4 separate regions of the Homo sapiens genome follow, and all the other regions are linked to region 2. A link is a contact called in ENCODE Hi-C data. All regions are on one chromosome and are shown on one strand. Each heading gives the region's core, a stretch centred on a gene start or an enhancer-like site at or near the end of the contact. The rest is flanking DNA. Distances are from core to core; before and after follow the strand shown.

Evidence for each region. Hi-C counts contacts between places; a loop is a spot of excess contacts on that map. Pooled maps may share reads with other maps.
Region 1: a loop to region 2 is called in a map of dorsolateral prefrontal cortex, with 16 times the contacts of the local background. The contact joins the promoter of DCUN1D1 here to the promoter of DNAJC19 in region 2. A Hi-C loop is called at or near these places in 3 of 168 maps with a recorded cell type or tissue (CD4-positive, alpha-beta T cell, CD8-positive, alpha-beta T cell and dorsolateral prefrontal cortex) and 6 of 50 pooled maps.
Region 3: a loop to region 2 is called in a pooled map, with 2.8 times the contacts of the local background. The contact joins the enhancer-like site here to the promoter of DNAJC19 in region 2. A Hi-C loop is called at or near these places in 4 of 37 single-sample maps with no recorded cell type and 4 of 50 pooled maps.
Region 4: a loop to region 2 is called in a pooled map, with 11 times the contacts of the local background. The contact joins the enhancer-like site here to the promoter of DNAJC19 in region 2. A Hi-C loop is called at or near these places in 3 of 50 pooled maps.

The regions. Positions count from the first base shown.
Region 1 is chr3:182,979,106-182,982,324 of GRCh38, reverse strand. It overlaps DCUN1D1 (defective in cullin neddylation 1 domain containing 1), which reads left to right and starts at 1,787. Exons shown (of 7, transcript NM_020640.4): 1 at 1,787-1,838. The coding sequence starts at 1,836. LOC105374246 (a long non-coding RNA gene) reads right to left here and starts at 1,518. Exons shown (of 2, transcript XR_924771.2): 1 at 838-1,518. RefSeq lists silencers at 1,499-1,938, 1,999-2,118.
Region 2 is chr3:180,988,056-180,991,652 of GRCh38, reverse strand. DNAJC19 (DnaJ heat shock protein family (Hsp40) member C19) reads left to right here and starts at 1,917. Exons shown (of 6, transcript NM_145261.4): 1 at 1,917-2,053; 2 at 3,424-3,475; 3 at 3,557-3,597. The coding sequence starts at 2,051.
Region 3 is chr3:179,959,671-179,962,949 of GRCh38, reverse strand. The region is part of intron 2 of PEX5L (peroxisomal biogenesis factor 5 like); the gene reads left to right. The region is part of intron 1 of LOC124909463 (a long non-coding RNA gene); the gene reads right to left. Among named protein-coding and RNA genes, the nearest start is that of PEX5L-AS2, 63 kb to the right of the region's middle. RefSeq lists a silencer at 987-1,036. Within about 2 kb of position 1,354, at least 2 of the 41 ENCODE cell types and tissues checked have a DNase peak (open chromatin) inside an H3K27ac peak, as active enhancers do.
Region 4 is chr3:179,809,869-179,813,409 of GRCh38, reverse strand. PEX5L (peroxisomal biogenesis factor 5 like) reads left to right here. Exons shown (of 15, transcript NM_016559.3): 11 at 1,539-1,609. Among named protein-coding and RNA genes, the nearest start is that of PEX5L-AS2, 87 kb to the left of the region's middle. RefSeq lists an enhancer at 1,749-1,798. Within about 2 kb of position 1,894, at least 3 of the 41 ENCODE cell types and tissues checked have a DNase peak (open chromatin) inside an H3K27ac peak, as active enhancers do.

The DNA of each region.
Region 1 (3,219 bases), core at 538-3,037, 2.0 Mb before region 2:
AGCGTGACACAGGCTGTATACAGAAGGACGTTCAGGAATGGTCAGGAAAGCCTAAATTGAGTACAGCCAGCAAAGGAGAGTGGTCAGAGTAAAGAGGAGATGCAGGAGAAGGTGGAGTCATGGAAAATGAACAGGAAATTCAAGGAGGAAGTGTCCAAACGCAGGCGAGAGGTCAATTAGAATAACTAAGGCCTGTACCTTGGTAGAGCTTAGGAAAACCCACAAACGATTATTTCAATGGAGTAGAACAGATTGGAGTAAGAGATACAGTGAATCCTCCTCATTAACGCCCTAGGTGTTAATACTTTAGGTCAAAAGCTAGGTGAATTCCTGGAGAACCTCCGTGGATGTAGTCCAGTTTCAGGCTTGCTGCATGAGGCAGATCTGGCTTCTCCTTGCAGGACTATTTACCCAGAGCCCAGCAAGGAGCTTGGCACATTCACATGCATTCTTTAAATATTGGGGGAAAGAATGGATGAACGGTTTGTGGCCGCCAGAAACCTGCCTTGGTACAGCGCTGGGCGCTCCCAGTACATGGCTAGCTCCAGGAAGTTAGGAGGCCTTTGGGAGTTACCAAAGAAGTTCTGTTGTTTTGGTAAGAACAAATTCATTAGTTATAGGGTTGATCTGGTCGTTTAATGCCTGTGCTGGTGATGATGGTGATAACGGGTCTACTCAGGTGGGTCCTGTTCTGAAACGTAGGTAAGCTCTTGGTACAGTTTCAGATGTGACTTTCTGAGTGAGTTTGCTTTCTTAGCTGTTTTATTTCCTTCCTGTGTGAAGGTGTCTTATCTCTCCAACTGGATACTACATTTCTGAAGGGCAAGGACCACTTACTCCACAGGAGTCTTCTGTCCTCCTTGCAGCACGAATTTGTCCACTTGATCCTCAGCTCAGAATCCTAGTGCTCCTCAGCCTCAGTTGATTTAACGCCCAGGGCAGGTCACACCTGGACTGTCCGCCCTGCGTGACTAGACCCTCAGTGAAAAAATGTGTAGTTGCTTCCCGAAACTTATCCTGGGCGGGCCGAACTGAGGGGATACTGAGAGCTAGCAGTAGGCAGGCAACCTGGACTCCCGCAGCCCGGCCTTGGGTCTCAGTGCACCCCACCCCATCTCACTATAGGGTTACCCCAACTGTCTCCCAGTAGACAGGTCTGGGGAGAGCCTGGTCCTCACTAATGGAGTGACAGCCACCGCAGGGGGGGGACTAAGGTCTCCCCTGGGATGCCCACGCGAGGGAACTGATGTAGGTCTGATACTGAGATTGGGGGGAAAAAGAAGAAAACACGGGGCAGGGGGAGGTGTTTCCACTATCTTCTCCCTTTTTTTGATACTGATGGGGAGGGGAGGTCTGGGATGGATGAAGCTCCTCAACCATCCGTTTCAGCCGCCCCCAGCTGCTCAACTTATCCGCCGCCGCTCGTGCCCGCTTCCAGCCTGCGTAGACCCGGCCGTGGTCGTCCGGAAGGAACCGCGTAGGAAACGGAGGTGGGGTGTCCCCCGGCGCCCCCACCAGAGACCGCCCGGCGCGGCAGGAGGATGTCGGCGCGCGGAGGGCTTGCGTCGCCCGCCCCTCCCCCGCCGCGCCCCCCGCCCCCGCCCACTCCCCGGGGGACCCCCGCGCCCGGGGGAAGCCCCGCGCGGGGCGCCCTCCGCCTGCCTCCGTCCCTCCGCCTCCCCGAGGTCCGGGGCTGCCTCCTCGGGCCGCGCCGGGCCGCCCCGCACTGCGCATGAGCGGGAGCCGGGCAAGCCCGTGAGAGGAGCCGCCGCCGCCGCCGCCGTCCATTCGCTGCGGAGCCGGAGGAGGAGGGGAGAGGCCTGGAGGACACCAACATGGTGAGGCACTGCGGCCGCCCGCCCGCCCTGCCGGCTGGGGGCCGGCGCTGCCGCGCACCCCCGCCCCGGCCGCCCTCCGTCCCGCGGCGACCCTGCAGCCCCGAGCCTCGGCCCGCGGCCTCCGTCCCGCTCCCAGGCGGGGGCTCTCCTGCCTGCCTCTCCCTTCCTCCTTCGCCCCTTCCCGCCCGGGCGCAGCCGCTACGCGAGAGCCGAGGAGGCGGAGCGGAGCCGGGCCTAGTCGGGAGCCCCGGGGAGTTTGGGGCGCGGGGAGCGGCCCCGGTGCCCCTTGCCGGGGCCCGGCGCGGGTGGGGGAGGCGTTGGGGCGGGGGGAGGGGAGGGGGCAACGGCCTTGCCCCTGCCCCTCTGCCGGCTCCATTGTGTCTGGTCGGGGACTGGGGTCTGGGGTTCCGGGTGAGTAGCCTCCCCCCGCCCCGAAGCCGGGGCTTCCCTCTCCGCCCGGCCGGGGAGAAGGAAAGACTTTCCCGGCGCGCCTCTCCCTCCTCCGCTCCCGGCTCCAATACCCCGCAAGTCTCCCAGGCAGTTTTGCTTGGGGCGGGGTATCAGCCCTTTTCCTTTCTCCATCACCTCTCGAGGCGTCCCATGCTTTTGGAGAAGGAGAGTTTCCCCGGCCAGTTGGTGGAGGTTATATTTACCTCTCTACTGAAAACATGGGAGACTGCTGAGCTTGGGGGAGGGGGTACGGAAGTGCAACCTGTTCTCATTTCATAAAATTAGGGAACACAGACTAGCGAGCGCCCTTTCGAGCACCTATTTTATTTGCTTGGGGGTGGGAGGAGTAATTGCTTTATTATAGTAGTTAAGGGCCATTTGTGATTTTTTTTAAAACAGTTTGTCAAGTTACTCTCCTTTTTTGTTTGGGGGGGGGAAAAAGTCCTCTCCAGGCTTGCAGACCCTTGTGGTCGAGTTGTTTACTTTGGTAATTAAGTACCTGACTCTGCTGGACGCTCTTCGCGTTTCAGAAGCGCTGTTTGGCATTGTACAGTCTGAGCGTGAGTTGAATTCCGTGCAGGTTACTGTATGAATAGTAAAAATGATATTGTTGTCCTTTGCTCGTGGGGAACATAAAGGCCTCTTTGAGGAGGGTGTGTGTGCGCGCCTGTGTTAAGGGAATGCTCCAGTGTCTTTGTTTTTAGTTGGTCTTATTTTTGCTGAATGACACTTCTAGTCCCATCCTCCAGCTTGGCAGTATTTTGTTGTCATGTATGGATATATGGTTTAGTCTGACACATATTTAACACTTATGTTCTGTGGCAAGTTGTGTAGGAATTTACAGTTTGAATTGGTAAGAAAACTTTAAAGTGCAGGTTAATGTATAGATTAGTATTACAGTGTTCAGAGATCCACCAGGCAGTCTAAACAG
Region 2 (3,597 bases), core at 668-3,167:
TGTTGGAAACTATGATTAAGTTAAGGATCTTAAGAAGGGGAGATTATCCTGGATTATCTGGGTAGCTGGTAAATGCAATTACATATATCCTTTAAGAGGAAACCAGAAGGAGATTTTACAAACAGAAGAGAAGGACAATGTGAAGATGGAAAAGTTGGAGCAGAGTGAGATTTCAAGATGCTGGCTTACAAGACTGCAGTGATTCAGTCACAAGTCAAGGAATGCTGGCAGTCACCAGAAGCTAGAAGAAATGAGGAATGATTATCCATTCATCAGTCAGTGGACATTTAAAAAGATTACTTTTCAAGGCTGTTTCTAGGATCTTGGCAGGTAGGTAAGAGGCAACCAGACTTAAGATTCATGAGTGAGGTATCATGAGAATGAGGAAGGCTTCTACACTCCAATTTGCACTCTGGCTTCCCTCATAATAATAGCCCCACACTGAGTGATGACCATAAGCAGAACACAATATGTGCATAATCTCTACGTTCACAAAAACTCGGCAAGGTAGTTATCATTACCTTCATTTTACAAATGAGGAAGAAACTCAATCAGAAATAACTTTTCCAAGTCACAGTATTAGTAAGTGACAGAGCCAGGTTACCTCCAGTTTGATCTGCCACCAAAAAAAGAGCTATCTCCAGCTCAACAAAATGTCTTGCTGTGTTGCTACTCCCAATTTCCTGAGTCTGGGTTTTGTAAAGTCTCAAAGCTAATTAGAGTCTACTGTAAATCTATTCCTCCAGAAACTGCATTACACAGTTTGTACATACCAAAAATATGCATAATAAATTTTTCCAGATAGCATTCTAGCTTGTTGATGCCAATTTGGTCCCAAGGTCTTATGCCTCACTTGATTATTTATTTTGTAATTGTTGGGTAAAAACCAGATAAAAGAGAGGCAAAAGAGGAAGTTATAAACTTAATGCTAGTGTCTTAGTGCTGGATGTCACCTTAAATCATGTGTTGACAATAAATTACATCACAAAAACCTTAGCGCTAGAAGAGCTCTTGGATTATCAAATGCAAACTGCTTTTACAGATGAGGAAAACAAACCCAAAAATTTTGCATATTTGTTTAATAACTAACAAACTCATCAAAGCAGAATTGCATTGCAATGTAAACGGATATTTAACACTGTAAATTCTGAGTGGGAAGTAACTCCAAACTTATTTTGATCATGCAAACGTTGCATTGTAAAATTCCATTATTGTCTCCATTATTTTTTTCTTCTCAAGCATTTATGTAGGGATGTATGAAACTGATGTCCACGTAAGGGCAAAATCCAGCCCTACTTTTTATTTTGGGTGAGGAGGAAAACTTTTAAATAGCCCTTTTCAGTTGTAGGATCTTGACATTCCATGTTCAGAATATGAACTGTCTTTAATCCCATTCTACAAAACGAAAACCCAAATATTCACAAAGTCTTGTCAAGTCACATCCTTAAATGAAGTTCTTTTACATTAAAAAATGCTACCGAGCAATCCCTGAAACACAGTGTGGTTGGTTTCATTTGTTTTTCTGGGCATCTCGTTTCCTACACTGGGTTACAACATATTTGTTTGGGTTCGTGGTGGAAATGTCACAGCATGTTTAACTACATTCATTACCCTTGACAATTATTAACATAAAATAAAGGCAAAACGAGGTGCTAAGATGTAGGGGGAAAAAATCGGTCTGAGTAAGGCTGCCCATGCCCTTCCCTGCAAGAATTTCCAAATACCCACCGCCCAGGAGCAAAGGACAGAAAACACAGAGAAGCCCCACCCCTACACCCAGAAATAAAGAGATCCGCCCACCCTTCAACCAACCCGAAGTCGCTTTCTCCGCTCTGTCCACTGCTTGAGCGACTTTCCTTCTCCTCCGCGTCCCCTTTTACGACAGTTTTCCGGCCTAGTTTGCGGCTGCTCCTGCCGTGTTGCGTAGGGCGCCTGTGCTTGAGGTTGGGGGTTGCGTCGCTCTCTGGTAAAGGCGTGCAGGTGTTGGCCGCGGCCTCTGAGCTGGGATGAGCCGTGCTCCCGGTGGAAGCAAGGGAGCCCAGCCGGAGCCATGGTGAGTGCGGCCTTCCGGTCTTCTTGGCGACCTCCGGCCCAGGCCTCAACCTCAGCTCCCCGCCTCGGAGGTGTGGAGTTGAAGTTGTGCTCCTTAGTGCGACTGCGGGCGGGAGGTTTCGGTTATTGGGGAGTCACACTCACCAGGACACAACCCTGTTGGCTCGCTCTCTTGGGGGTTTGTGTTTTTACATCGTCTTTCTGCACGGTTCTCCAGCTTCTTGTCCGCACGGGCTCTGCAGGTGTTGCTTGCCTGGAACTCCTGTAAGGTCAGAGGCTGTCATGGACTCGGAGATTAGTGGAAACGTATTTGATTATAAGTGCCCTTGCCCTAACACATCTTCACAGCACTAGCTCCACTTTGCTATGTCCTTCTCTTTGGCTTTTGCTGACAGATGTCTTCTCCATGCTTCCTGAACATATTTGGGCCTGTCTTGTTAGGAAACAACAGGGCAGTGCCAAAGGTATTAGTCTCCTAGTTTAGCCCACGTTTAGCCTCGAAAATGCGTTGTTAGAATTTTACAGGAGCCGTCTGTAAACAGTTTTTCCTTCTGTAGCAGAAACCTTATTTCCACATTTTTTTTTTTTTTTTTGAGACAGAGTCTTGCTCGGTCGCCTAGGCTGGAGTGCAGTGGCACAATCTTGGCTCACTACAAGCTCCGCCTCCCGGGTTCGCCATTCTCCTGCCTCAGCCTCCCAAGTAGCTGGGATTACAGGCGCCCACCACCACGCCCAGCTAATTTTTTTTTTTTTTGTATTTTTAGTAGAGACGGGGTTTCACCATGGTAGCCAGGATGGTCTCGATCTCCCGACCTAGTGATACGCCCGCCTCGCCTCCCAAAATGCTGGAATTACAGGCGTGAGCCACCGCGCCTGGCCTATTTCCACTACTTTTGATTGAACTTTAATGTGACTTAATTTGTCTGGTGATGAAAGAAGTTTTCAAAGGGAGGGAATCATCTTTTTCACTATTGTAAAGATAAATAAGCAAGTCGAACTTGCCCTCTTTCCCATATGATGAATCCTGTAACTTTAATGCATTCAGCATAACAGATGCAGTAGTTTTAAAGATTACTGGACAGAATATTTCCGCCTTAAAAGTTGTTTCTCTGCCAGGCATGGTGGCTTATGCCTATAATCTTAGCACTTTGGGAGGCCAAGGTGGGAGGATTGCTTGAGGCCAGGAGTTCAAGACCAGCCTAAGCAACATAGCAAGACTCCGTCTCTTAAAAAAAAAAAAAAAAAAAGAAAAAAAAAAGTTGTTTCTCCTATTAAAATGCAGTTTGTAATGAGTTGGGGATGGAAGAATGGGCAAAATGAGAAAGGGTGGGAATTAGAGAAGTAAATATTTACTCTTCTCCCCCTTACCAGGCCAGTACAGTGGTAGCAGTTGGACTGACCATTGCTGCTGCAGGATTTGCAGGTTTGTTTATGGTTTGGGGATGGAAGTGAAGTCGGGGAGATTGGAGATTTAGTTTACTTATTCTGTTGCTTTTGGTTTTAGGCCGTTACGTTTTGCAAGCCATGAAGCATATGGAGCCTCAA
Region 3 (3,279 bases), core at 105-2,604, 1.0 Mb after region 2:
CATTTTCAAATAGCCCATGTTTTCTTTCTTTTTAATCTAATAGGGAGAAGTGCTGGCACAATGTTTAGTCAGTGAGAAAACAAATGCATAATTGAAATGACATGAGCTGACAGGTTGAGTGTAAAAATGATGTTATATATGAAAGTAACAGTCAGAGACAGTAGTACTTAAAATTAGACTCAGCCATTTGGTAGAGAAATTGAAAAGAAACCTATTCAGCCTTTTATTGTGGAAGGAGTGTTGCCGTACTTATTTATTTTTGCTGTTGATTTTTAAGTAGGTTCATCTGATCAAAATAAGAACTGTAAATATTAGATCTGGAAGGAATTTCAGAAGATAATCTAATCCAGTGGATTAAAAAATTAAAAATTCCATCCCATGGAACCCATTTCTAGTCACCTTAATAGGGGAAGGAGTGTGTATGATTATGGTGATAGCACTTAAGGAACAACTTAGGTGTATAGATAAACTTTGATGAAAAGATATTGTTCTAAGAAGCTTAATCATATTACTTGTTATAATCAAAATAAGTTAAGCAAGTCTTGGAGTAAAAAGGTAACTTGACTGGGTTCACCAGGTTACTTCACATCACAGGCAATATTTGAACTTGGGATCTGCAGCCTCTAGTCTTGAGTTCATTCAGCCACTCCTGTAACTGCCTTTCTAAATTATGATACTTCCTCTCCTTTCTTCCAAATGTCCCATGTTGGTAAGATAAGCATAGTAATCAAACCAGAATAGTCATTTGAGAAAAGTGTGTATTTCAAGTGCACAGCTAAAAGTCTATTTGTCTGATAGATTTTTATAAAAAGATGTTTATATTAGATACCTCCTAACTCTTCATAAAATGGTTCTCACAAACTTTGTGACATCTTCCCAGTATCCATCAGGGTATAGATATTAAAGATTTTTAAAGTAAACTTTGAAATCTCCTAAACTACTCTGGGATTAACAAAGTGTTTCCTCCCTGTTGACACAGATGGTTTTTCTACAGCTCATCTCTCAGGGCCTCTCCACCTGGTTCAGTTTATCATCTCCCCCTCAACTGGCCATGGTGATTGTGAACCGTATCGACAGTTCAGCTTTCAGGCCCATCCGTTTTGAAGTCAGCTGCCAGTGCTTTTGTCTAATGAACCATGCAGGTGAACTCGGTGATTACTGATTGAATCAGCGTCTATTGTCAGAAGGGCTTTGAAAACCAGTTGTGAGTGGAAATATTTGTCCCTCAATGATTTATGTTATAAATTCAATTTTATCACTTATAATAAAAATGACAAAGGATCAGGAAGACCATACAAAATATTTTTCTTATTTTCATATTTAAACAACAGGGAGAGTTTACAGAGTAAAGTTCCCTTTTTCTCTTCGACTTTGGACTGAGATGCCCACGCTCTGCCATTGCCCCGACCTTGTCATTCTGTGGTTGCGCTTTTACTTCTCTCCATCCAGACTTTACAGTGCATGTCTTTTCTTCTCTGCTCAGCACCACTCTCTGATCCCTGCCTCTGGAACGTGTCTCTTATTCTGACACTGCATATATAAGGTTTGACAGAAATGCAGTTCTTGCAAACCTGTTTTTTTTTTTATGCTCCATTGCTTTCTTCCTTTTCTCCAAAACAACTCTAGAATTCTGTCATTTCCATTTTTGGTTTAATTTTTCACATGGTTTACCCCCAGTTGAAATGGGTACCACTTCCTTCCTGTCTTGTGATCTAGGAAACACACACACACACACACACACACACACATACACATACACAAGTGATCATTCAATACAATTGTTATTTATTCCTCATCGTATTTTTTGGCCAAATGATCTCATTCTTGAAATATATGAATAAGTAACTTATTAAAGAAATGGAAATGGTGAGAGAATGTACCATCCAGGCTTTGTGCTGGATGTTCTGAATAGAAAAAACATTCATTCATCACTTTGTTTTCTAACAAAATTATCTCATTTGTATAATTTGTGAATAATTAACTAATTTTGTTGTAGAAAAACACTAAGCATAGAAGTTGTTTTCTTCCAGTCAAGGGTTGTTCAGTTATCACTTCCCTGCATTCTCAGCTTCTCTCTTTAAACTTTAAATGTGTCCCCAAAATTGACACATGAAATTTTATGAACTATTGGAGTAGTCCCTGAAAAAAATGAGCTATGTTGCATAAGTTGATGGATTTCATTAATCAAATCATTTACTACAAGATAAAACATATTGAGCTCATAAACAGGTTAGATATTGTTAAATTTTTAAGCTAAAAATGTAAAACCTTGTAAACTTTGCATTTTTTAAAAAAGGAAGCAACTTGTTTTTGTCTAGATGAATGAGCCATTTTAATTTTGCATCCAGACTCCAAGGAACTTGAGTTAAAATCATACCCTTGGATCAGGACTTTTATGAACAACAGTAGCAATACCCCATGGACCCCAACACTGCTTAGCTTACTGGTGAGCACCCAATACATAGTGAGAACTAATGTTTCCCACTGTCTCCCAAATAAAATGCAAACTCCTCCACTGGGCTTGCAGGCTGTCCATTGTCATCCAGCCCCTAACTACCTCATTGTGCTTATCTAATGCCCCCTCAACTTCATGCCCCATTCATACTGAACACCTTGAAGCATCGAGTGTTTGATGTTCTTCCTCCCTTCACACTTTGCTCTTGCTCTTCCTTCTGCCTATGTGTAAGAATATAACATATATCACAAATATTTTGGCATATCTGCTAGAAGTAGAGGATATAGATTGCAAGGAAGGAGACCTCCTCATAGTTCTGACCAAGGCTGGCCCCTTGGAGAATCCAAATGGTAAGAGAACAAAGAGGGAAAGAGCAAGTCCCCCTAGGTTCTGTAGATGGACAGACTTCTTCAGCTTTACAAATATAAGGGAGAAATGAGAAAAAAAATAAGCAAAACATAAAGCCTGCTCTTGAAAAGAAGAGGCAGAAAATGGAGAAACAGAAAAATCTGAGACTCTATTACTTGGAGAAATTTATTATGTAAACAATTTTGCTATATATATTCTAGGCATAGTTTTGGAGGAAAACACATAGTTACACTGAGTACAGTAATACCTGCTATAGTTCTAAAAAATAATTTGTCCTTATTCTGCTCTGCTGCCACAGTGGTTCTTCCCATGTGGTGAGTGAGAAGGAACAGTGGAGAAACAGCAGAGCCAGGTCAGGGAATGCTGGTGACATTTAGCCTCAGTGTTCGGGGTGAGAGAACTAAATAGGGAATCATATTTTTTTGATACTGATCCTGAGAGAAGCTATATGAAAA
Region 4 (3,541 bases), core at 645-3,144, 1.2 Mb after region 2:
ATGCTATGTATTTTACAAGGCGTTTTCAAATATATTACATTATTTGACACAACAGCCCTGGAAGATTTTTTTAAGGACATATTACGATCTCAGATTCATAAATAAGAAAATGAGGGCCTGTGGTAACTAACAAATTCCAGACAAGGACCCAGGGCTTCTGAACCTATGGAGACCTCAAAGTTAAAGTAATAACACTGCAGACAGTGAAAATGACACCATGGCCAAAGGCTAGAAAAACGTCCCCAGAGAAAGACTATTTCATCAATCTTTTCTTAAGAAGCATTCTAAGATATATGAAAGGTGAAATCAAAATAGAGGTTGCTGTCTGTATGTTTAAGAGATTTAAAAGAATCAAGGATATTTGGAGGGAGGAATAATCAGTATTTTTATGAGTTTATAAGGTATATGTAATTATAACCCATGAGAGGAAAAGCCAAAACCATTCAAATGGCACTTTAAGATAACTGTGCTTTCATAGAGTTTTGTTTTAAAACGGTATAATCTAAAATGATGTTTGGGGAGTGTGTAAGAGTCTTTGGGGAGTGTGTAACTCTCCCAGCCTTGGGAAGGAGAGTTACACACTCCCCAAACATTTTTAAACCTTAAGACCCTAATATACCTCCACCCCCAGCAAATTTGAAGACAATGTGTGTAATGAGAGGTTTCTGCTTGTGTGTATTACTCTTATAACAGTGTGAGAGTTATTGTTCTTATGAGTATACAGAGAAAAATTTGCTGTGTTAAAAACTTTAATTCTAGATATAAAAACATAAGCTATCTGCTTGAAGATGTTCTTCATATTATTTACAATAGCAAACAATTGCAACCAACTTAAAGCAATAAGGGAATTGTTGAGTAAATAATGGAATAGCCATTCAACAAAATCCAAATTAAAAATTACAAGGATTTTGTAAAAACATGAAAAAGGGCTTAAGGTACGATGAAATGTATAAATGTAGACTATAAAATTATGTCTACATTATGATTGTGTTATATGTTTTGTGCATTTTAACAGTGATTACCTTAGAGGAATGAACACATCATGGGAGATTTTGTTTGTTTTGCTTTTCCTAGTTCCTAAATCTCCTGTGAATTCTTCTAGTAAGTGACTTTCATTCATACAAGCTAAGTTAATATTGTACATCTTGAGATTCCTTATTGTAAATTTCATTTAGCTACATTTCTGGGTTATATTTCCACCCCTTTTCCTCACAATCGTATAATTTTATATATTTATCCTTTGGTTTTAAGATACCTAATATAACGAAATCTCAGAAATTCAGAGGTTTCCATCGCACTGGGTTATAGGAAAGGATAAATACTGAACGAATTTGGAAATAATGACAGAGGATCTTGAGCCAGGTGTCACAAGAGAGTTTGAATGAAGAAATGCATACAATATTTTTCCCTTTTATATAGCGCTCACATATGAGACAGCTTGCTCTGCATAGGGGATCCATCACAGGTCAACAAACCAACTGAAGCACATGAGTAATTCTGCTTCATCTTGCAATGTTAACATCAGTTGTCTTTCGTAGGCATGGCAGTTCCTCGGGATAACCCAGGCGGAGAATGAAAATGAACAAGCAGCTATTGTCGCCCTCCAGAGGTAAAGGAAGCTAAGTGCAAAATCATGGGCCTGGTGGATACTTGTTAATGAACTTCCTGTTTCAGATTTGTCTTTTGATCTTTACTGAAGTACAGTGTAAAGAATTTGTAAAGGATAAGTGCTGAGATACCGCATATCACTCACACTTAGCTCTGAAAAACAACTTAGAATGAAGTCATGTTCCTAACAATGTCTTACTATCTACAAATCAATGGACATTCACTGGCACCAGAGAAAGCCTGTGTTAAACCCAGTCATAAAGTAGACTCATTGAATAAATAGTTCCTTTTAACGTTTTAGCCTTCTGAAACATCTGAAAATATTCTTCAAAAAAAATAAGTGGAGTACTGACTAATGGTCTGGATGACGTTGGAGCAGGAGGGATGGGAACAGTGGGTGTGTGTAATATTACACCCTACTTGACTAGAGCTCCTATTTAAACCCTGGAAAAGTAGCCTCTGCCAAATAGACTTCCACTTTCCCTACCTTTTATTTTGAGTGCCTTTAATATAGTGCTATAGGAAGAGAATATATATGTGTGCGTATACATATGCACACACACACACACACACACACACACACATACATTCCATATGTTATATGTATGGTGTTTATATGAATGTACATACATAATGTATGTGTATAAATCCTATAGCTTTGGAATATCAGATTGTAAGAATTCTAGACTCTTGCAATTCTAGGGCTTTACAATCTTGGAATCCTAGATTTCAAGATTCTGTTGGTATTTGATGAAGTAACGGTGCCTGGGGTGTGGCCCTGCGTTCAGAGCCTTTTCCTACAGATGAGAGAATTGGGGATCAGGAAAGGTCAAGGTCACACAGAGAGTATGTAACAGAGACAGAACTTGAACCCTCATCTCCCAACTCCACATCTGGAGCTCTGAGTCAGTGGTTCTTAACCCTGTATACACATGCACATTAGAATCGTTTGGAGGGGAAAAATAATGCCCAAGCACAGCCCAGAGATGATCATTTAATTGATCAGGGCTGGGAACCAAGCAGCAATAGTTTTAAAACTCCCAGGTGTTTGTAATGTGCATCCAGAATTAAGAACCTCTCTACCCAGTGCTGATAATCTGGGAGATTAGGCCCACCACAGAGTGGTATTATGTCCTGCCTAGGGCTTGCTCCTCAGAGTCTTATCCAGAGACCTCATCATCACCTGAGAACTTGTCAAACCTGCACAATCCCAGGCCCACCCCAGTAGACCTACTGGATGAGAATGAAGATTTTATAAGACACCCCAGATGATTCACATGCACTTCAGTTTGAAAATCCCTTGCTAGAGGCCAGTGGAATAGAATGAGGGGGAGTAGCTTTAGCCTGTGTCTCCTGTAAACCCACATCAGTAGTTCTGAAAACACAGGAATTTCCCTCTCCTTTGCAAAAGACTGTAAAATCTTTCATATCTAGATGTCTACATTCAAGTCAGTTCTCTTTGGGGATAATAGATATTTAATATATTGGTAGTAGAGGCCAGGTGTGGTGGCTTACACCTGTAATCCCAGCATTTTGGGAGGCTGAGACAGGCGGGTCACTTGAGGTCAGGAGTTTGAGACCAGCCTGGCCAACATGGAAACCCTGTCTCTACTAAAAATACAAAATTAGCTGGGTGTGGTGGGCATCTGTAATCCCAGCTATTCGGACGCTGAGGCAGGAAAATCGCTTGAGTCCAGGTGGCAGAGGTTGCAGTGAGCCAAGATCACACCACTGCACTCCAGCTTCAGTGACAGAGTGAGACTCTGTCTAAAAAAAAAAAAAAAAAAAAAAAAAAAAAAGCAGCATTAAAATAATGATATCCCCTATTTCTCATGAGATCTCATTAGATTAAGCACTAATAAATCATGTGCAGGGATAAGCCACATAGTTTTAAAGCTACTTATTAAAATTACCAAACCTAGCAATCATTAGG